Linked DNA regions of Homo sapiens: all the other regions are linked to region 2. Evidence: read pairs that join two places in POLR2A ChIA-PET (ENCODE). Cell type or tissue: CD4-positive, alpha-beta T cell. All regions are shown on one strand. Links, peaks and the distances in the headings refer to the core of each region. The heading gives the core; the rest is flanking DNA.

Region 1 (5,000 bases), core at 1-5,000, 65 kb after region 2:
GCAGCATTTTACTCAAGTATTTATTTAGGAGATAAAAAGTTACTCTTCATCTGTTCATTCTTCTTTTTTTTTTTTTTTTTTTTTGAGACGGAGTTTCCCTCTTGTTGCCCAGGCTGGAGTGCAGTGGCGTGATCTTGGCTCACCACAACCTCCACCTCCCAGGTTCAAGCGATTCTCCTGCCTCAGCCTCCTGAGTAGCTGGAATTACAGGCATGCACCACCACGCCCAACTAATTTTGTATTTTTAGTAGAGACGGAGTTTTTCCATGTTGGTCATGCTGGTCTCAAACTCCTGACCTCAGATGATCCGCCCACCTCAGCCTCCCAAAGTGTTGGGATTACAGGCATGAGCCACTGTTCCTGGCCTCATCTGTTCATTCTTTATAAAAATAACACGTCTACTAATAGTTGTTATTTGAGTGTAACTGAAAAAATGATGAGTGACTACTCTACAATTTTTTCAATGAACATTCAAAAACAGTTATCTTTGAAAAGACACCATTCACGGAAGGGTGTGCTGGGCTCTCTTGGAGCACAAACTATTAGAAGAGTTAACTCAAAAGGTCTAAATTTAAACGTTTAAAAATCACTGTTGTGACGACCCCTCCCCTGTAGGGTGGAGAGAACAGTCAATAGGAAGCTAATAACACAGGATGGGTGGGGCTCCTCAACAGCAAAAGATCTGAAAAAAAGGAAGACAACAGAGAGAAAGAAAGAGGGAGAGAGGGAAGGGAAAGTGAAGAAAATTTTATTTTCTGTGCTTTCAACCATTCCACACGCCAGTAAAATTCAAGAGATAATGGAATCTTTTGCTTGTTGTATTAACTACATTACTTAAGGAAGTGGTAAATCAAAGGTCATTAAAAATTAGGCTCCCACCACCCAATTCAATGTACATATTTTGGAGTGACTAAAGGCTGCATTTGACAAATGCATTTTTACTTCAAATACATTAACAAGAAGCATTTCCATGTCTTTAAACCTGGAATATGGCATGGTTCTAGATTCTGAGAGTCTTCCTGCAAAGAATGGGTAAACATTTCATATTCCTCTTTCCTCTGCGAATGTTGTCAAAGATGGGTAACTGGCTTCCATTAGTTTCCCAAGTCTTTAGGAAAGGGTGGGAACCAAAGTTGTCTAAATATTAGGAGCGCAAGAATAATCAACAATCCAAACATGTTTTTCTTTCTCTAGTTAAGTGAATCCAAGAATCTCTCAGCCAAGCATACAGACACTCAGACATCTGCACACCAAGGCATTTCTTTAAATGTAAAACTGTAATACAGAAAAATGAATCACCATAAAAATCGAAAAACCACATGCAGATGCACGACTCATTTTTATCATCCTTTAACTCCCCTGAATGTGAGCTCAAGCTCTGGACTCTGATTCCTTTCTCCTTCTACCAGTGTCTTATACCCACTCATTTCTTCTTTGCAAAATCCCTGTCCTATCTTGTGGTTCTTTTTCATAGTATCCTCTCTACTCTACCTCTTATCTAGAATCAGAACAGTAATGCTAGAAATCATCTTGGAGACCACAGACTAAACCCTTCTTTAGGGATGAGAACACTGAGTCCCAGGGTAGTTAATGTCTTGCCCAAAGTCCACAAGTTAGTGGAAGAGAGCTAAAATGAAAACTCTCTTCTGCCTGCCTGCCATGGTATGGTATGGTGCCAGGATCACCCTTGATTCGTTCCCTAAAGTAGTCTCTTACATAGGTTTCTCCCACTCAGAGTGGTGAGAAAAACCTCAAAAGATATGGCTTATCTTGCGAGTTATTTTCTCCAGCGGATGCACAGTGATCATCTCAGCTTACCCTTCAAAGCCTTTTATCAACTGTCGTCCTGGGGACACTAGTAATTTTTTGCCACTGTGTATAATATCTCATGTTTACGCTCTTTCCTGCAGTTTGATGATGATGTGTCTGTGCCTACGCACACACTTCTCTGACCTCAAATGACTTACTATGCACTAATTCTTACCCTTTAAGGAAGAGTCTGCTGTTGTGGAGAGGTGGTTTTGAGACAGTTTCAAATTTTCTCTCATTTGTATATAGTCACATGTAGCTTAATGAAGGGACGCGTTCTGAGAAATGTACTGTTAGGCAATTTTGTTGTGTGACCATCAATGAGTACACTCACACAAACCTAGATGGTATAGCCTATCAGACACCTGGCTAAATGATATAGCCTACTGCTCCTAGGCTAGGAACCTATACAGCATGTTACCATACTGAATACTGCAGACAGCTGTAACACAATGCTAAGTATGTGTGCATTTAAATATAACAAAAGTACAGTAAAAATACAGTATTACAATCTTATGGAACCACCACTGTATATGCAGTCTGTATATACAGTATTATGCAGCGCATGACTGTATTTTCTTACTAGAAATTCTGTGCTTCTGACAGGACTGACCAACGTTAGATTCCACCCCTACAAATGCAAACAGAGAGCTTTCCTCTTCAGAGTTCTCACAATTCAGCCAGTCTTATCCTGGAATTCAGGCTGATGTTTCAAGCTGATGTTTTATGTCTTAAGAGATAATTACAAGTGAATGCCAATATTTATTTGTATTGATTCCAAGTAAGAATTTTCCTGTCTTAATTTTCTTCTCTTTATTAAAATTTTTTTCATTTAGTATTTTCTACTTTATTTAATATAATATAACCTGCTAATAAAATAAAATCAATACTGTATTGTATCTGTATTACTATGGCCAACAAACAGCGACACAGATTTTAATAACTATTATTTATGACAAAGAGTTTCCTTTACCTGGCTAAGAATTTTCATTCCTGAGTGCAACAGCTTCTTTGCAGCTTTATAATAAATGGTCTCTGGTTTATTGTAAATCATGGCATTAGTACACATTAGTTTGAAGTTATCCTGCAGAAAGAACATTAAGGGAGAAAATGCATTAATGCAAAACAAACTACCCTGCACCCCCAGGTTGAAAATATACAGGTCCTCTAAAAATTTAAAAAGCAACATCCCTTTCTTTATTTACTAAACAATACTAACAGTAATTTATTAAGTTTTAAGACTCACCAACAAAACAAATACTGCTAAATGTATTTAAATATGCTATATTATTTCCCAAATTCTTAAATATTTTATAGTACCTGTATATAAACTGTAGATCCCAGAATGAAACTTTTAAATGGGTTTCTTCAGTATAATCTTACTGCACATAAAAAAAATGTGAAGAAAATACTTCTATTTCATATGTAATGATTTTAGCTGAGTAGTTCATGTAAATAAAAAAAATATTACTCCTAGCTTTAAAACAAACATCTTAAATTTCCATTTAGGAATTGAACATTTTATTTCAGATCTTGACTGAAAACGGAGCAGTCCTAAATTATCGCAGTATTTCCTGCCAAATTCACATTAACTGAGCAAAAAATGTTAAAACATTTACACTACTTTTATGTGTTTGGATACTATCATAAACTAAACATAATTTGCAGAATGTTGCAAAACCATGCCAATGTGAAATAAACCATACAACCTCAAGGAGTTAAAACATGTAACTGGAGTAGCCAAATTACCAAAACTGTCTTTTTGGCTTAAATTTCCAAGTCCGCTATGTGCTGGAGAACTTGACCCCACTGCATGCTTTCATAGTTAAGTAATTTTTACATCTATAAATGTGCGATTCATTATGCCAAGGCCTTACTAAGTTGAAAGAAAAACCCAAGAAAAGAGAATCTGCCCCCTACAAATTTGTTTAAAAAACAAAAAAAATTCAAATTCCACTATTTAATAGTGATGACAGGTTAGAACACTTAAATAGAACAAAAATAAGTAGACTGAGTTCTATGTACAAGTACGTAAGACTGAGTGAAGGGTCGCAATAAATTTGGTATTAAAGTGGATGAAGTATATGTGGATCTTCAGTTTGGGCCATGACTGTAAATATGCCAGGTCTTGGATCTCTAAGCATCTGATGAAAGCTATGGGACCAGACCTTAAGTACACACACACACACACACACACACACACACACACACACACACAGCTGAACACAAAAGTCTTCATGTAATTTTAGTAGGTTCTTGGTCCCTCTAAAGGCTCATTATGGTATCCAAAGGACCCTAGATTAAAGACCTTTGTTACAGATATTTGGAAAAGCTTCCAGGCCATTAAGAATTACTAGGCTGGGCATAGTGGCTCACCCTTATAATTCTAGCACTTTGGGAGGCCGAGGCAGGTGGACTGCTTGAGCCCAGGAGTTTGAGACTGGTCAGGGCAACATGGTGAAACCCCGTCTCTACTAAAAATACAAAAAAATTAGCTGGGTGTGGTGACACACCCCTGTAGTCCCAGCTACTTGGGAGGCTGAGGCACAACAATTGCTTGAACCCTGAACGTGGAGGTTGCAGTGAGCCAAGATCATGCCACTGCACTCCAGCCTGAGCAACAGAGTGAGACTCGGTCTCAAAAAAAAAAAAAAAAAATTAAATATGTATTTGGGGGGATGGGACGCAAGTGAACGGAGATACTAGATTACTATATATACTCAAACTAAGTGACCATTTGGCCTATAATTGGCCAGATAATGGGCCTATGAACTGGCAAGAGTACTGAATTGTTCTAATGAACACAGGACTGATCTATTAAGCCAATTTGTAGATTCCTTAAATCTTAACATAATGTGCTGGGCTTTACTGAACTGTGGGTGATGGCACTGGTCATTCAAAAAGCTGAGTCTTCCTGCACACTTTTCACACACACACACACACACACACACACACACACACACACATTTTACTTCAACTGCCAAATGAACTGAATAAATATTACTTTAGGCCGTTGAGCTTTCCCTAGAAAAAAGTGGCAACGTAGAAATTCTAAAGAGCTAAGATACCAATTCCTTTCAATTATGATAAACCCTAACCTGCTTAAAAACACTCTGGGGACACACTTCTACTCTTCTTACTGTAAGAGAAAGATCAGAGGAAAATCATGCAGAAAAAAAACAAAAAACAAA
Region 2 (11,095 bases), core at 154-5,153:
TACCCCCGTTTCCAGTTGTGTTTCCTGGCCCCAGGCTCTGCCCATTCTTGCCTCCTCCCAGGGTATCAGGACATGCTGGAGGTGACAGGGCAGAAGGAATGGCCATGACCCTCAGACACAGGCCTGTACCCTGGGGAGGAGCTCATGTCCCTGGAAGGCAGAAGGTACCTGCAGTGGGTGATGCCACCACCCGCCTTCTAGGGCCCGGATCCCTGGAGGCCGCTGGACCCAGGGCACCCTGATCGGGGTGCTTTGTCTTCCAGGCCCCAGGCTCTTCCTGCCCTCCAGGGTGCCCTTCCTGCCCCTGTAACTGGCCAGCTTTCCTCATGCTGGCCTCTGAAACAACCTAGTCACACTGCCTCGGGCGCAGCTGACTGAGATCATTGCTTCCTGGAGTCACCGACTGGCTGGGCAGGGAGAAGCCTAGCACCCTGGGATGCAGCTGCTCTGCACAGATGGGGAAACTGAGGCCCTGGGAGCTCTGCAGCCTTGGGGCTGGTGTGTCTTCCTGGTGGGAGCTATGTTGGAGTTGCAGGCCCTGCCCCATTCACAAGCACATCCCTTGGCCTCACTCATGGGAGGGATGTGGACTGGGGGCCAGTCTTGTGGGCTTGTCTTGGTCCTGCTGCTGTTCTTGGGAGTCTGGGTCTCCCTCCTCCTGGGCATCTCCTTGCTGGAGCAGGGGTCCAGGGTGCTGGTGTAGGCTGGGATGAGACCTCCTTCTGTGTGTGTGCGCATCTGGCTCCTGGGCCCCCAGGCCTGTCTCCGGTACCCCCTCTGGCTGGGAGGAGGAGCCCTTTTAAGCTGTCTGAAGGAGCTATTTTAAGGGGGGCCTGGGCTAATGGGAAGTGGCCTCTTTTGATATACCCAGACTCCCTGGAGACACTGCTCCATCCCCTGGGGGCAGGGACCAGCACTTCTGTATCCCTTTGTCAGGCTCAGCTCTCCTGGGCATGGGTACAAGAGCAGAGCTGCCCTTTGGGGGCAGGCAGGAAGTGAGGCTGAGACCCTGGTACTGAAGTGTGTCCCCAGTGCCTGTTTATGTCACGATTTCTCAGGCTGCTCACCCTGGTGTCTGGAGCTGACTGGGGTGGCCCTGGGTGATGGTACTTGCTGTGTGCCCACATCTACGTGAAGCCCCTGAGAACTGGTATTGTTACCAGTCCATTCTGTGGGTTAGGAAACTGAGGCCCAGAGAGGTTCAGGAACATGCCCAAGGTCACACAGCTCCTCCAAGGTGGAGCTGAGATTCACGGCCTGCTGTTGGATCTCAGAGCTTGTGCTCCCAACCACCATGCTTTCCTGCCTTCCCCTTCTGCCCTGCCCTGGCATTTCTTTTCCTCACTTGGCTCATTTATGACAATCTGCCCTCCTCCTGGCATGAGCTCCTCAGGGGACCCATGCCTGTCCTGTGTGTTGTAGCAGCAGCAGTGCCTGCACCTGCTGCAGGCAGGAGCTCAGTGGCACTTGGCAGATGGGGGTCTGGTGGCACCAACATGTGGCCTCTTTCCTGGTGGCAGGATGGGCCCCTTTCCATGTGCAATGGGGGTTTATGAGGTTTTATAGCTATGAGGTCACGTCACTGCTAGAATAGGCCATGGAGCGAAGAGAAGGGTTTCATCCCCATTGCTCAGGTGAGAAACTGAGTCCTGAGAGGCAGGTCACCTGCCAGAGCTCATGCAGTTGGGACTGGGGATTCCAGGGTTGGGGCCCAGTCCTTAGCTGCCAGTTCAGTGCTGGCTGTACCCCCCAGTCTGTGGAGTATGGGGTTTGATGTCCCTGTGTACCAGGCAGGGTTAGATCCTGGGAGCTGGGTAGTGCATGGCTGGACGTGCAGCCAGGTAGTGACAGGTCAGGGTAGCCTGTGCTTCTGTGGGAGGTGCAGGCCCTGGGGAAGCTAAGGAACAAGGCCAGACTGGGAGGGGACCAGGCAGCCTTCCTGGAAGAGGTGGCAGCTCAGGTTGGCCCTGAAGGGCGGGCAGGAGTTCGCCAGGCAGAAGGCATTTGGAGGTGAGGAGGTGGGCGTGTTTTTAGATTGCCGGAGCTGGAGATGAAAGGGTGGGGCTTGTTTGGGGAACCGAAATCAGCCAAATCACGCAGCCACAGAGGAGGCCAGGGAAGCTCTAGAGGCGTTTTTTGGCCAAGGGGTGAGCAGAGATCGGGCTTGGTGTTTTGGGGGGTCCTGGGTAGGTGTGGGAGGCCTCGTTTCGGGGGCCACGGGGCTCCTGTGGCGTGAGACTCCATCACAGTGACCTCCTGTGCCCAATAGCTCCGTAAGGGCAGGGTTTGTGGAAGGAAGGAGTGAGTGACCGGGAATGGGGTCTTGGGCTCCAGGGACAGCCATGGCGAGGGCTCTTCTGTGTGGGTGCAGGTCCGGAAGCTGGGGCTGTGGTTGGTGGGGGAGGCTGGGTGGGGCTGCTTCCCCTGCAGAAGGGCTCTTCCGGGCTCTTGGCGCGGTTTCACGAGGCAGTCCCCTCTGTGTCTCTCGTGCCCCCTAGGCCTGGATCGGGTTCTCAGGAAGCCTCGGGGAAGTGAGGGTCTTAGCGCCTTGGTTTGGGGCTGGGCACTTTGCGAGCTGGTGTCATGGAGGCCAAACTGGGGGCCTCCGGGCCAGGTGGTGGCTTCAGGCTTGCTGTTGGGACAGGAGGCCAGGCTAGGCAGTGACGCCTCACTGAGCTCCATGGGTGGCACGCTGAGCTCTGGGTGGGAGAGGCCTCTCCCACTGACCTCTCTGTGACTGGCTTCTCTGCTGGTCTGAGTGGGAAGGGCCCTCAGAGACCCTGGAGGCCTTTCCTGCCCTGGAGGAGTCAGGCCCAGAGAGGGTGAAGAATTGCCCGAGTCACACAGCTGGTGACAGGGAGAGCTGGGACTGTACCTTACATCACCTGACATTCAGCCCAGGGCTCTATTCCCTGCACTGTGGCAGATGGGGAAACTGAGGCAGGTGGGCCACTCCTCTGCATTCCATGGGAGAGGCAGGAAATTCGACAGGAGCCCTTTGCCGGGTTGGCACTTGGAGCTGTTTTCCTGCTTGCTTTTCCCCAGGGCAAGGTGCTTCCCAGCTGAAAACTGCCTAGGGAGGGTGCTGTTGAGACCGTGAGCACCTGAGAGCCCTGGTCTTTCACTCAGGCCTCTCCTCTCACCTCCACCTGGGAGGCTAAGCTCAGGGTAGGTGTCCTGGCCCACAGGCAGGTGCATGGGCTGGTCCCGCCAGCACCTGCAACCTTCTTGTGCGCAGCTAGCCCAACCTGGGGTCAGGTGGAGGTGGGTAAGTGGGGCCCCCAGCATTAAAGAGCTTCATAGGCTGTCAATTAAGGGGAGGCTAGTGGGCTCTACAGGCCACAGCTACCCAGGGAGCCTTCTTAGGGGAGGAGTTCCTAGGTGGGTCTCAGAGACTCCAAAGTCAGCATTTCCCAAAGGAGGTTCATTAGGGATTCAGTGCAAAAAGAGTCTCATTAACAAAAGGATGGGGAAATGTTCAGCTGTGTTTAATTCAGCAGGCTTCTTTCCTGCAGGACTTGTCAGAGCCTTTAATTTGCTAATGTGTATGGGGGATCTTTAAATGGGGAAGAGGAGAATGTTGAGCTCAGCACCACCTGTGACCAGAAATGGCTGTGGATGTGTGTGGCTGCGCATATGTAGCTTTTCATGTTCCTGCTTTTGGGCAGAATGCACCTCAGGAAATGCAGATAGAGAGTTAATCTGCACTGGGCCTTGGAGAGGGGCAGGCCTGGGTTCGAATCCTAGCTCCACTGTTTCCTAGCAGGTGGGCTTTGGGCTTGGAGGTTAAGGTCCCAGAGTCAGTTGCCCTGGCTAGAAATGGAGCGAGAGCACCCCCGCCCACCACCCTTGGGTAGCCCAGCCCATTCATGGTTCTCTGCAGGTTCTCAGAGGAGACAGCCAGCCAGGTGGTTTTTGGCCCAGTTTGTCTCCCGGCTGGGCTCAGAGGTCGCAGAGCTTGTCTTGAGGCCTGGGTACTGTGCCGTCTCCTGCCAGCAAGCCTGGAAGGCTTGGGCCGAGGACCCGACTCTGCCTGGGATGTCACCTGTGAGCTCCCTCCAGCTCAGACCAATATCACCACCTCCCTCTGACCTGGGTTGGGTGGGACGGCTGCTCCCTTGAGGCCCAACTAGGCCCTACATGGAGGGGTCAGCCCACACTGCCACTCATGGCCCTGGAAAGCCGGCCTGAGTTGCTGACCAATGTTCTCTCTACCTCCCAGAGGCTGGGCACTCACAGACCAGAGTAGGGGCCGGGCCTCCTCACCCCCAGTGCTGCTGGCTCATGGCAGGGTTGAGGGGTGGGGACAGGTGCCGGGCCCTCTCACTTCTGCACCCCATGGCCCTTTCTGACATCTTGGTGATGCATGCCATCTAGACTGGGGCATTTTGCGCCAGGGGTGGCTCAGTACACTGCTTGCATCACCCCCAACTGAATCCTTTCAAAATCCTGTGGGGTAGGACTGTTATTCTCCTTTTGTTAAAATGAGGAAACTGAGGCACAGAGAGTCTGTTGGGTCATGTAATGTATTATTTGTTTTAATATTTAATTTATGAATGAGTGAGATGGAGTCTTGCTCTGTTTCTCAGGCTGGAATGTGGTGGCACAATCATCACTTGCTGCAGCCTTAACCTGAACTCAGGAGGTCCTCCTGCCTCAGCCTCCCAAGTTTGCTGGCTCTACAGGCATGTACCACTGTGCCTGGCTTAGTTTTAAAATTTTTTTAGAGATAGCATCTCACTACGTTGCCCAGGCTGATCTTGAACTTTTGGTCTTAAGCAGTCCTCCTGCCTCGGCCTCCTGAATAGCTGACATCACAGGCATGAGCCAATGTACCTGGCTAGGTCATGCAATTTAGGTGTGATGGGCCTGGGATTCATTTTTCCTATTACACATTTTTTTTTTTTTAGTCACATAAGCAACACACTGACAATAGGAATAGAAACTGAAAATGAGAAGTGGGATTTATCCACTCTGTGAAATCAAGAGTTTTGGTTTTTCTGTGTCCTGGTTCCATCCTTATTTGTTCCAGGCATTGCCATGTGGATTTTTCACAGGATACCCTGTGACGTTAGTTTCAAGTGGCCTCAGGCTTTTTGACAGCTGCATAGTATTCCATTGTAAGGTTGTATCATAATTTATTTCACCAGTTCGTGACTGATAGGTATATTATTTTCAATCTTTTGTTATTACAAATAATGCTTCAATGACTAATCTTGTACTTATGTCATTTCATACTTGTGACAATGTTTGTACGATACATTACTCAAAGTGGATTTGGTAGGTCAAAAAGCAAATATGTCCTTCAGTGACTTTGTTAGGTATTATTAAACTACCTTCACTGGGGGTTGTACTGACTCACATTCCTGCCCAGGAGGGAATGTGAGTGACTGTTTCCAACACAGACTTATGAGACTTATGAAATGCTTTGATCTTTGCCCATCAGATAGGTAAAAATGGTTTTCCATGGTAGTTTTGTTTTTGTTTTAAAGATGGGGATTTTGCTATGTTACCCAGGCTAGACTCAAACTTCTGGGCTCAAGTGATCCGCCTGCCTCAGCCTCCCAAGTAGCTGGGACTATAGGTGCATCCCATTGTGCCTGGCTACCATGGTAGGTTTTTTTTTTTTTTTTTTTTGAGGCGGAGTCTTGCTCTGTCACCCAGGCTGGAGTGCAGTGGCACAATTTCAGCTCACTGCAAGCTCTGCCTCCCAGTTTCACGCCATTATCCTGCCTCAGCCTCCTGAGTAGCTGGGACTACAGGCACCCGCCACCACGCCCAGCTAATTTTTTGTATTTTTAGTAGAGATGGGGTTTCACCGTGTTAGCCAGGATGGTCTCGATCTCCTGACCTCATGATCCGCCCACCTCGGCCTCCCAAAGTGCTGGGATTACAGGCTTGAGCCACTGCGCCCGGCCTACCATGGTAGTTTTAATTTGTGTTTCATTACGAGTGTGGTTAGCTTCCTTCCAAATGCTGTGGGTTGGTTGTGGGTTGCTTTTTTTTTTGAGACAGAGCTTCACTCTGTCACCGAGGCTGGTTTACAGGCATGATCTTGGCTCACTGCAATCTCTGCCTCCTGAGTTCAAGCGATTCTCGTGCCCCAGCCTCCCAAGTAGCTGGGATTATAAGCATGCACCTCCACACCTGGCTAGTTTTTGTATTTTTTAATAGAAATGGGGTTTCACCATGTTGCTCAGGCTGGTCTCGAACTCCTGGCCTCATGTGATCTGCCTGACTCAGCCTACCTAAGTGCCAAGATTACAGGCGTGAGCCACCATGCCTGGCCCTTCCAAATGTTTAACAGTCATTTAGATTGCCTTTTCTATGAACTTTCTCTTCCTAGTCTTCTCCCATTTTTCTATTGGGCTATTGGTCTTCTTTTTTATTTGTGGGAGCTCTTTACATATGAAGGAGATTAGCTCCTTGTGATATGAATCACAAATGTTCCCCTAATCTGTCACGTGTCTTTTGATTGTGCTTTTGGTAATTTTTACCATGTATATTTTGTTTTTTCATGTAACTGAACTTATCAGTCTCTTCTTTATGGCTTTTGGGTTTTGTGTCAGGATAAAAAGGCCATATTCACTACAGCATCATATGAGAATTCTCCCATAGTTTCTTGCTCTCTTTGGAAATAATCCTGGTATAAGTTGTGAATCCAGCTTGCTTGCTGTCTTGTGGATGCTGCCTTTCTAAACAGAATACTAGCAGCCTAAGAGTTAAGACTCAAATGCACATCTTTCCTGTCCCCTTCAGGACAGTGGTTACTCTGGGTTGCATCTGTCCATGGGCCCGTGAAATGGATCTCTCTCTCTCTCTCTTTTTTTTTTTTTTTTTGGCAGAGCCTCACTCTGTTGCCCAGGCTGGAGTACAGTGGTGCAATCCCATCTCACTGCAACCTCTGCCTCCCGAGTTCAAGTGATTCTCATGCCTCAGCCTCGCGAGTAGCTGGGACTATAGGCACGCACCACCACCTTGGGCTCATTTTTCTATTTTTAGTGGAGACAGGGTTTCACCATGTTGGCCAGGCTGGTCTCGAACTCCTGGCCTCAAGCTATCCACCTGCCTTGGCCTCCCAAAGTGCTGGGATTACAGGTGTGAGCCACCGTGCCAGGTCTATGGAGCTCTTCTTGTACCTCCCAGCCCCATTCATGTCTTGCTGTCACTGCTGGACCCACTGTCAGGGTGGGGCCCTAGGCAATGTGGGAAGTCAGCCAGCACCCTCTTGTCCTGGGCAGGACGAGAACCACGTGAGGTCCCCCATGGCCAGCTGGACTTCCCCTTTCTGTTCTTCCTTATCAAGGGAAAAGGGATCAGAAATCTGTTAAATGTGGGCGTGAAAGTGTTTCCCTTCTGAAGGGGGAAGCTAGTGAGGGCAGTGCTTAAAGAAATGAATCACTAATTGAATTTCAAGCAAGAGTGAGGAAAAAGTAGGGCTATTTCTCCAACAGGGGAGCCTGGTTGATTGCTTAGTCAGTTGATAAACACTGTTGCCTGAACACCCGCTGTGTGCAGAGACCTAGCAGATACCCTGGTTGGGGCAGTGCTAAGGATTCTGCCTTCTGGGAGCTCATTTCCTGAGCAGAATTCCCTCTTGGTACCTGGCCTGGCACCTGGTGCACAGAAGGCATGAGTGCACATCTGCTGAAGGTATGCATGGACGAACTCTCCCTGGGCAGTCACTAACTAGCATTAGAATGGGCATGAGACATAGTGGACCTGGATTCATTATCATTGGCAGCTGGAGCCTTGGGGGTGCATTTTAAAGGGGAGATTGATCAGGGTAATGCTTAACCAAATGAATGAAGTGGAGGGGAGGATTTCAGGAACAAAGAACACTTTTTTTTTCCTTTTTTTGTTGTGTCTCTGGCAGTTTTTGGTAACAAGATGATGCTGGCCTCATAGAATGAGTTAGGGAGGAGTCCCTCTTCCTCAATTTTTTTGAATAGTTTCTGTGGGAATGGTACTAGCTCTTCTTCGTATATCTGGTAGAATTCAGCTGTGAATCCATCAGGTCCTGGCCTTTTATTGGTAGGCTATTTATTACTAATTCAATTTAGGAGCTCATTATTGATCTGTTCAGGGAATCAGTTTCTTCCTGGCTCAGTCATGGGAGGATTGTGTGTCCAGGAATTTATCCATCTCTTAGGTTTTCTAGTTTTTGTGTGTAGAGGTGTTTGTAGTAGTTTCTGATGGTTGTTTTTTATTTCTGTGGGGTCATTAGTAACATTCCTGTAGTCATTTCTAATTGTGTTTATCTGGATCTTTTCTCTTTTCTTCTTTATTAGTTTAGCTAGTGGCCTATTTTATTAATTTTTTCAAAAAAAAAAAAAACAACTCCTGGATTCGTTGATCTTTTGAATGGTTTTTTGTGTCTTGATTTTCTTCAGTTCAGCTCTGATTTTTGTCATTTCTTGTCTTCTGCTAGGCTTGGGGTTGATTTGTTTTTGCTTCTCTAGTTCTTTCAGTTGTGAAGTTAGGTTGTTAATTTGAGATCTTTCTAAGTTTTTGATTCGGACATTTAGTGCTATGAATTTCCCTCTTAACACTACCCTAGCTGTGTCCCAAAGAATCAAAGAACAACTTTCTACCCATCCCTAGAAGTAGCTCTCTGGGGCCAGGTGAGAACATCAGCCTTTTCCCTCAGTTTTTCTCCAGTTGCCTATCCTTTTCATTAACTGATTCAGCCTCCACCCCCAGCCCAGTCCCAACTAGGCCAGAGCTGGCCTCAGAGGTCTGACACAGCCCCTCCTTTGCAAGAGGGGAAACTAAGGCACAGGTCAGGCAAGAGACTTGTTTAGGGTCACAGAGCAGGTTGGTGGCTAAGCTGGGACTGGAATGCAGGTTTCTGGTCCCCAAGACTGATCAGCAGCCTGTGCCCTGGGAGTGGGAACAAAGTCAGCCTGGGGGTGCTTGGGGGCTATGGAGGGGGAGCAGGGTTGGCTGGGGGCTCATGCCGTTGGGGAATTTCAGTCTTTGCCCCTGCTCGGCAACTTTGCAGGCTGTTAGGAGATGCGGTGGGGGGCCTGCCCACTCTGCACCTGCCTCTCCCTGGACCCCATGGTTGGGCTCTGACCCTGCAGGGCTTCCTCTGACACTAAGCGTGCCTTCTTGGCCATTTGCCAATTTGTCTTGCAAGCTTGGCCTGTTGGACATCATGACCTGTGCAGACAACCTGGTTATCAGCACCCCCAGTTTACTGATGAGGAAACTGAGGCCAGAGTGTGCAGGCGACTGCTATTCACAGGCCATTGGTAGCAGAGCTGGGATTGGGTGCAGGCATCCTCCCAGAGGCCAAGCGTAGCTGGGAGAGGTGTGCTGTGGCAGGTAAGGCAGGTGCGGCAGGTGCAGCAGGTGCTTCCCGATCTTGAGGGAGGCCCTTTCTTCATCTGCCCTCATCCTTTGGCTGTGGCGCCCTCCTCCCTCACCCATGCCACTCTGCGTGCTTCCCCACCCTGGGCCTGGTGCAGGATTCTGGCTGGCTACCCTGCTCGGCCATTCACGTCACAGGTGTTTGCCAGGACCAGCTGCGGGACACACACACACAGATCCCACCACGACAGTTTGGCAAGTCAGGGGCCGGGATATTGGACCCACACTGGGAAGGCCTCTTGGTACGGGAGGTGCCTGGGAGAGCAGGGCATGGGGGCCACAGGGCTCTGGGGACAGAGAGGGCTGGGCTTGGGGGGATGGGACCTTGAATACCAGCAACATTGAATCCCTGGGTCCCACGAGGTTTACTGGGGGCCTCTTAGGTCAGGCTTGCACTGGGCAGAGCAGCTGCTGGCTTCATGGAGCTCAGGGTCTCTTGAGAGAGTTCGCGTTAATATGAGATTCCCTTGGCAAATGAAAAATCTGCCTGAGACCCAGCCTACCAGGGGAGCCGAGAGCCGGCAGGACCGGGGGCGCGAGACGGAGCATGCAGGTTTTTTGTCTGGAGCTGCGTGGCGTCCCAGGCAGGGTGTGGGCCCAGGGGCCTGAGCGGGGCCTCTTCCCTGGAGGCTTCCATGCCCCCCTCACTCCAAGGTCCCCACTTCCCCTTTTTGAGGCCAACAGGGCCCCAAAGCAGCCCTGAGCCTGCTGAGGCTCGGCCGGAGGAAGCCAGGCTGTGGTTTCTGCCAACAGTGGCCGGGTGAGGAAGTGGGTGTCCTGTCTGCATCTGTGAAAGCTGGGGGTTTCTAGAACATACTCCCTGCAAGGGCTGTGGTTGTGCTGGGGACGCTGCCAGATCAGCTGGACTGGGGAAGGATTTTCCGAGCACCCAGGGACCTGGCCCTGCAGTTGCAGTATGGAGTCCCAGCCTCTTGCTTCCAGCAGGTCTTCTGGCTGGAGAACCTGGACCCAGCCAGCCAGTATTTGATAAGGAGACCACAGTCCTGCCTTAGTTGCAGGGAAGGGATAAGGGAGTGTGTGTGGGGTTGCTCAGCAGGCTTCCTGGAGGAGGAGGCCCTCCTGGAGTTCGCTGGCCTGAACTTGCTCCTGCAAGGCAGAGGGAAGTAATTCGATGGGGTCCCCTGAGCTCCCCACCTCTTGGTCATAGCTCTGTCCTGGGCCTTGTTTGTAGGGAAGAGGTTGGTGTTTTGGGATATTATGGGATTTCTGGATGCCAGCCCCATGAGGGTGATAGGGACCCCGGATATCCTGTGTTTAAATCCCAGCTTTTTTTTTTTTTCCAGACAGGATTCTCTATCACCCAGGCAGGAGTGCAGTGGCATGATCATAGTTCAGTGAATGTAGCCTTGACCTCCTGGGTTCAAGCAATTCTCCTGCCTCAGCCTCTCAAGTAGCTTGGACTACAAGTGTATGCCACCAAGCCTGGCTAATTAAAAAAAAAATAAACAACTTTTTATAGCGATGGGGTCTCATTATATTGCCCAGGCTGGTCTTAAACTCCTGAACTCCTGGCTGGGGCTGGGCTGTGGAGCCTGGAAAGTGTGATGGAGGGATGAGCGGGGCTGTCCCCTCCAAGACCCAGCTCCTTTCTGGAGGACTGGCTGTGTCTGCAGGGGCACACTCTTACCTCTGTGCTGACTGAGACCCTTCCAGTTGACTCTGAACCCACTGAGGGGCCACGGGTGCTTGTTAGACGCAA
Region 3 (5,000 bases), core at 1-5,000, 53 kb after region 2:
AACTGATCAAGTTTGGACCATAACTCACTGACACACAACATGTTATAAGACAGCAGATGGCACATCAACGTTTTGAAGTAACAAGTTCCTACACTTTAGTACTGGCTGAGGTACAGTCTCTTTAAAAATATATTTTTTAAAAATTAAAATACTGCAGATGCTACTATCAGGGAGACATGCTCTCTCTCTCCACTAAAGGATAATAGTAACTATGAATCCATTATTGTCAGCTTAAAAAAAAATTACTGAGCACATTTTTTTTTACTACTCGGCCAGCTTTGTCAGTCTATCCACAAATCATGTATGTACTTTAATGTTTTTAAACAAATGTAATCAGAATATTAACTGGAAACTCACCTGAAATCACTTGGAAGATCAGAGTCTTCCCCATAGGTTGAATAGATTAAATCAGAATCATCCTTGCTGATATTTGCAAATGTGGAGTCATAATGCGGTGCATAAGAACTGTAGGGCCCATAATTCAAATATAACACTGTTGAAAAAATCAAATACTGTAACACTATTCTTTAACTTGCATGTCAATCTATTTTGTTTTACCAAAAGATTATTTATTCTCTCCTAACTTTACTACTTCATTGGCTGGTTTGCAAATCTAAGATATTTTCTCTCAAACAGGTACTTGTAAAGTTACAACTCAAGTGAATTCTTCCCTACAAGGGAGAGGGAGAGGAACAAGAAAGAACAAAATTCATTTTGAATACTAATACCCAATTTTCCAGTCTCTTCTGAAGTTAATAAAATAGCTAATTAATGTTGCAAAAATACCACCAAGATACTGGTGCCCACCTAGTGAATAAAGCATAATCGTGCTTCCTTTCCCTAATATCCCAAAACAGAGAAGAGAAAAAATGACTCCTATGCAGGAGCCTCACCTGGAGTGACTTTGTTCCTTTTATCCTCTTTGAACCCCTGCAAAGTATTCACTCCAGACTGAAGTCTTCCAGTTGTCATTCCCAGTCTCACAGGGCAGTAGCCTGGCTCTACAACATAAAACAGAGCACAGTGAAGGAGGCCTACATGGCCATGACCCACGGGGCCCTCTGCCGAGTGACTCCGCACAAACCACTGCATGTCATCTGCATGACCGTGAAGGAGGCTGGGAAGCGCTTACTACATCCACTTTTATAAGAAAATCAAAGCTCAGAAAGGCAGAACTATAGCCAGGACCAAAACTCAGACCTGTTCATTACACTCTCCTGCTTCCTGGAATTCTTTATAATCATGTACACTTCACTTAAAAAATTAATTTTTATTAAAAACAAAAGCCACAAAAACTTTTAAAAGCTGGGACTTTTAATGTTAAGATGAAAGTTAACCAGTACAAAGGTTAGTAAAAGACTGAGGGAAAACACCTGCATTAAAGACAAAAGGGCTACTAACACATGAAGGATAAATGAGTATCTATGAAAGGCATACTTTTAGTGCAACGAGAACAGGCATTAGCCAGGAATGAATCCCTGTGATGAAGCTGGGAATACGTGACATAGAGAAATGTCACGTATGGGCACCTGAGGGGACTGCAAAAGATGCTGGCAGGAGAAGATGTGGTCTCCCACAGTATCTAACAGAGGGACATCTGCTCTCCTGAAGAAGAGTCTGAGTTTGTGTCACATGATCAGCCTTCAACGGAGGCTACTGCCATCAGTGACCAGTGTGGTGAAGGCACTGTTAAGCAACTGAACATCTAAATCAGATCTTCTCTCCTCAGCCAACAGTCTGGAATTTGGTTTCCTAATAGGTACGGGTACCAGACAATGAAGCTGAGAAGATGAACAGGGGTGTCTTCTACCTTAAACCATGAAAGTGGCCTACAGAGGGAGCTGTGCACACGGGGAGCCAAGTCAGCTTTGGCCACATTTGATTAGGTCTCAGAAACTGGAAACCCAGGAAACCAGAGCAAGGACAGAGACCACACTCGGCTTCACAGAAAGCAGCAGATCTTAAGGTGTCACCTACATCAGTTAGCTGCATCTCCTAACACCAAATGTTCACCACAGCTATAGTAGAAAGAGCAATGTTCTCAATCCTGTGGCATTCTTTGACCTATGATCATATAAAATTCTACTTGTCTGCATCAAAGTAGAAACTGAGTTTTGTTTTGAAAACAGCACTAGCTCCTTTTCTTCTATTACTGTTCTCCTCCTTTAGAGAACATTCATAGTCCCCTTCTTTCCATCTTCAAATGCTCTTCCCTGCTTCAAGGTTTTCACAACTGCTGTTCTCTCATCCCTTACTCAACCTAAACATCATCTCCTTAAGGATGCCTTCCCTGACCCCCAAACACTAGGTTGGTATCTTCTATTATGATCATAGCTGTTCTTTTCCTTTGTAGTATTTATTCATTATAGACACACACCTGCATAGTACTGATTAAGGACAGACTTCTCTTTATGTGAGTCCTCTTCCCCCGACTCCATAGAACAAGGAAAAGGGACTCCTCTCTCTCTGTTTTGTTCTCTACTACACAGCTAGCTCCTAAGACAGCACCCTGCTCACAGCAAACAATAAACATCAGAGACTGTTTCCTTAAGGGTAAAAATTCTGTCATTATTCATTTTCGTATTTCCAATTACTTCTTTCATTATGACAGTATGAAAATAAATTTGTTGAATAAATTAACATTCTCACATTTGCATATCTCAATACATGATTCTCTCCTCAGACCAGTGACAAAAAGTTCTAATTGTGACATCGAATTTCAAAATATAACCTATATGATTTCCATTAAAACATCATTTGAGAAAACAAAAATATGACTGAGGTTCTAAAGATTCCCAATCTTTACAAACTTTCTACTGACTATAGTGAAAGATACGATGTCACTAAGCATACACCTTCCATTATTATTAAGGCACTATGTGGCATATACATTCATTTTATTCCCTGAAATAAACAGTTAAATTTATAATATCATATTCTGTGTGTATGAGATACCTCTAAACTGAGTGTCTATACTAAAGTCTCTTAAAACCAGGGCTAGGAATTACTATCTAAAAGTTATGGCTTTGTTAATGGCGGGTTTAAAATATTTCAGGGACTTTGAATTTTAAGGAAAACTTGATATACTGTACCTATTTCAAGATGAAGTGAAAGTTAGGCTAGCTGTTACCATGAAATACATGATGTCTAGCTAGATCCTTTGTGCATAATGACACAGACTGATCAATATTCAAGCTTGTTGCTTTAAAATGTTAACCCAGGTTACTGTTCTCTGCCAAATAGCATCAAGTTCATGCACAGTTTTACTCTGATCCTACCTCCTACAATGGGATCCACAGGATGGAGAAGTCCCAACGTCGTTGTTCCATCTGGTTTTCTTCTTTCAAATTCGCACTGCAATGACCCAAAGTATTCAGATGGAATGAAGTGTTTTATACAAACAGGCTGAGTATCCTTTATCCGAAATGCTTGATACCAGAGTGTTGTGGATTGCAGATTTTCCCAGATTTTGGAATATTTACATATACATAATGAGATATCTTAGGGATGGAACATAAAATTCATTTATGTTTCATATACACTTTACAGATACAGCCAGAAAATAATTTTATACAATAAATAATTTTGTGCACCCGTCACATGAGGTCAGGTGTGGAAGTTTCCACTTATGTCATCATGTCGGAGCTCAAAAAATTTCAGATTTTGGAGAATTTCAGATTTCGAATTTCTGGATTAGGGATGCTCAGCCTGTACCATATTCATATATGCAGCAAACCACAAAGGCTTATTTTAACCAAACTAATATTACAGGTGGCTAATCATTAAACTCAAGATACTGACTTTCACACAGGGGATGATGGGCTAGAGAAATGGAGGTGAAGAAAATCTCAGAATTCTAAGAGCTCTGTGGGTCCTTAAGGCCACCTAGTCCTCCCCAGTCTATCAAAAAAGGCTACTATGGACCAGGTGAGGGCAGTGGCTTGCTTAAAGGCATGTATACACCTACTTGGCTTTAAAACCAACGTGACAGGGACCCACCATCTCACTGCCACCCAAGACATGGCTTCTGTTCCTAAGTCCCTGTTAAATGTTTCTTTCTGGAAACATTTAAGCTGGAACATGTGGTGAGCTAGTCAGGAGTGGAGGGACCAAGAAATGGGCAAAGGGAAGGAAGCATCCGTGGAGGAAATCCCAGGTGGCAGCCACTTCCTCGTTGAGTGGTATGGCTCATGTTTTAGATGCCTGTGCGTGAGTACAAGGACGCCCTGAAAACACTAGTGTATTTGGAGTGATTGTCGGCTGAGAGCCATCCATCGCACTGTGGTCAGGAAGGGCAGCCGGCAGCCACTGCAGCAAGATGGCCACTTTTGTGGGCTGCTTGTTTGGCAACAGGAGCCCAGCTAGCAGCAGAAGCAAAAGTAAAACAACCTGAGTAGGAATTACAATTAGGAAAAATATTTTTTAAAAAAGAGCTCTATATTCAAATGTCGGCTCAGTTAAAACTGCTATTTGGGCTATACATATACACACATATGTCTACTGTTTTAACGCCGCTGTAATGGCTCTGTAAAATGTCTCAGTCAACTGAGTTCTGTTTGGCTGTCCCCCCTTCCTCTTGCCACCCTCGATACCATATTAGGGACCTAAAGGAATTTCTGGCAGCTTGTGATCTCTTGAGTAAACAGAAAAGGCATCAAAGACTCCTCTTTTTGGGAAGAATCTCTGTTTTTCCTCACAGAATACCAAGAGTTGTAAGCAGACAGATTCCTCTCAGATCTAAAACTCTGCTCTTTTCTGTATTGTATTACCTGATCTCTTCAGCTTTCTGGGGACCCAGGATTCAGTGATTTGGGGTGATCTAAAACCTGCCTTCCAGTAAGTATTAGGCCCTAAAAACTGCATGCTTTCTTGGCCCTGTTCCTTAAAGGGCTCCCTCTTGAAACCAGTAATCTAATAAGGAAACAAGTTAAGTTGAAAAGAGGACACTTTTTTTTTTTTTTTTTTTTTGAGACAGAGTCTCGCTCTGTTGCCCAGGCTAG

Evidence for each region. ChIA-PET counts read pairs that join two places held together with the same protein. Peaks named below come from ENCODE experiments on the same cell type or tissue, not always from the same donor. Only the 100,000 strongest peaks of a DNase experiment are listed, where the experiment ranks them.
Region 1: POLR2A ChIA-PET joins it to region 2 with 11 read pairs; 11 of 35 experiments call an interaction of 5 or more read pairs at or near these places.
Region 3: POLR2A ChIA-PET joins it to region 2 with 22 read pairs; 15 of 35 experiments call an interaction of 5 or more read pairs at or near these places.

Annotation. Positions count from the first base shown.
Region 1 is chr16:50,337,194-50,342,193 of GRCh38, forward strand. BRD7 (bromodomain containing 7) reads right to left here. Exons shown (of 17, transcript NM_013263.5): 6 at 2,783-2,893. Among named protein-coding and RNA genes, the nearest start is that of BRD7, 29 kb to the right of the region's middle. In CD4-positive, alpha-beta T cell, for the core only: no CTCF peak of the experiment used is centred there; DNase peaks (open chromatin) are centred at 628 and 1,908.
Region 2 is chr16:50,272,052-50,283,146 of GRCh38, forward strand. All of the region lies in intron 1 of ADCY7 (adenylate cyclase 7), which reads left to right. Among named protein-coding and RNA genes, the nearest start is that of ADCY7, 11 kb to the left of the region's middle. RefSeq lists enhancers at 1-84, 85-919, 2,331-2,400. In CD4-positive, alpha-beta T cell, for the core only: no CTCF peak of the experiment used is centred there; DNase peaks (open chromatin) are centred at 349, 2,060 and 2,440; H3K4me3 peaks cover 2,589 bases; H3K27ac peaks cover 4,918 bases.
Region 3 is chr16:50,325,391-50,330,390 of GRCh38, forward strand. BRD7 (bromodomain containing 7) reads right to left here. Exons shown (of 17, transcript NM_013263.5): 9 at 3,279-3,354; 10 at 894-1,001; 11 at 358-493. Among named protein-coding and RNA genes, the nearest start is that of MIR6771, 35 kb to the left of the region's middle. RefSeq lists an enhancer at 1,970-2,019. In CD4-positive, alpha-beta T cell, for the core only: CTCF peaks have their summits at 1,832 (motif pointing right) and 2,033; a DNase peak (open chromatin) is centred at 1,881; H3K27ac peaks cover 845 bases.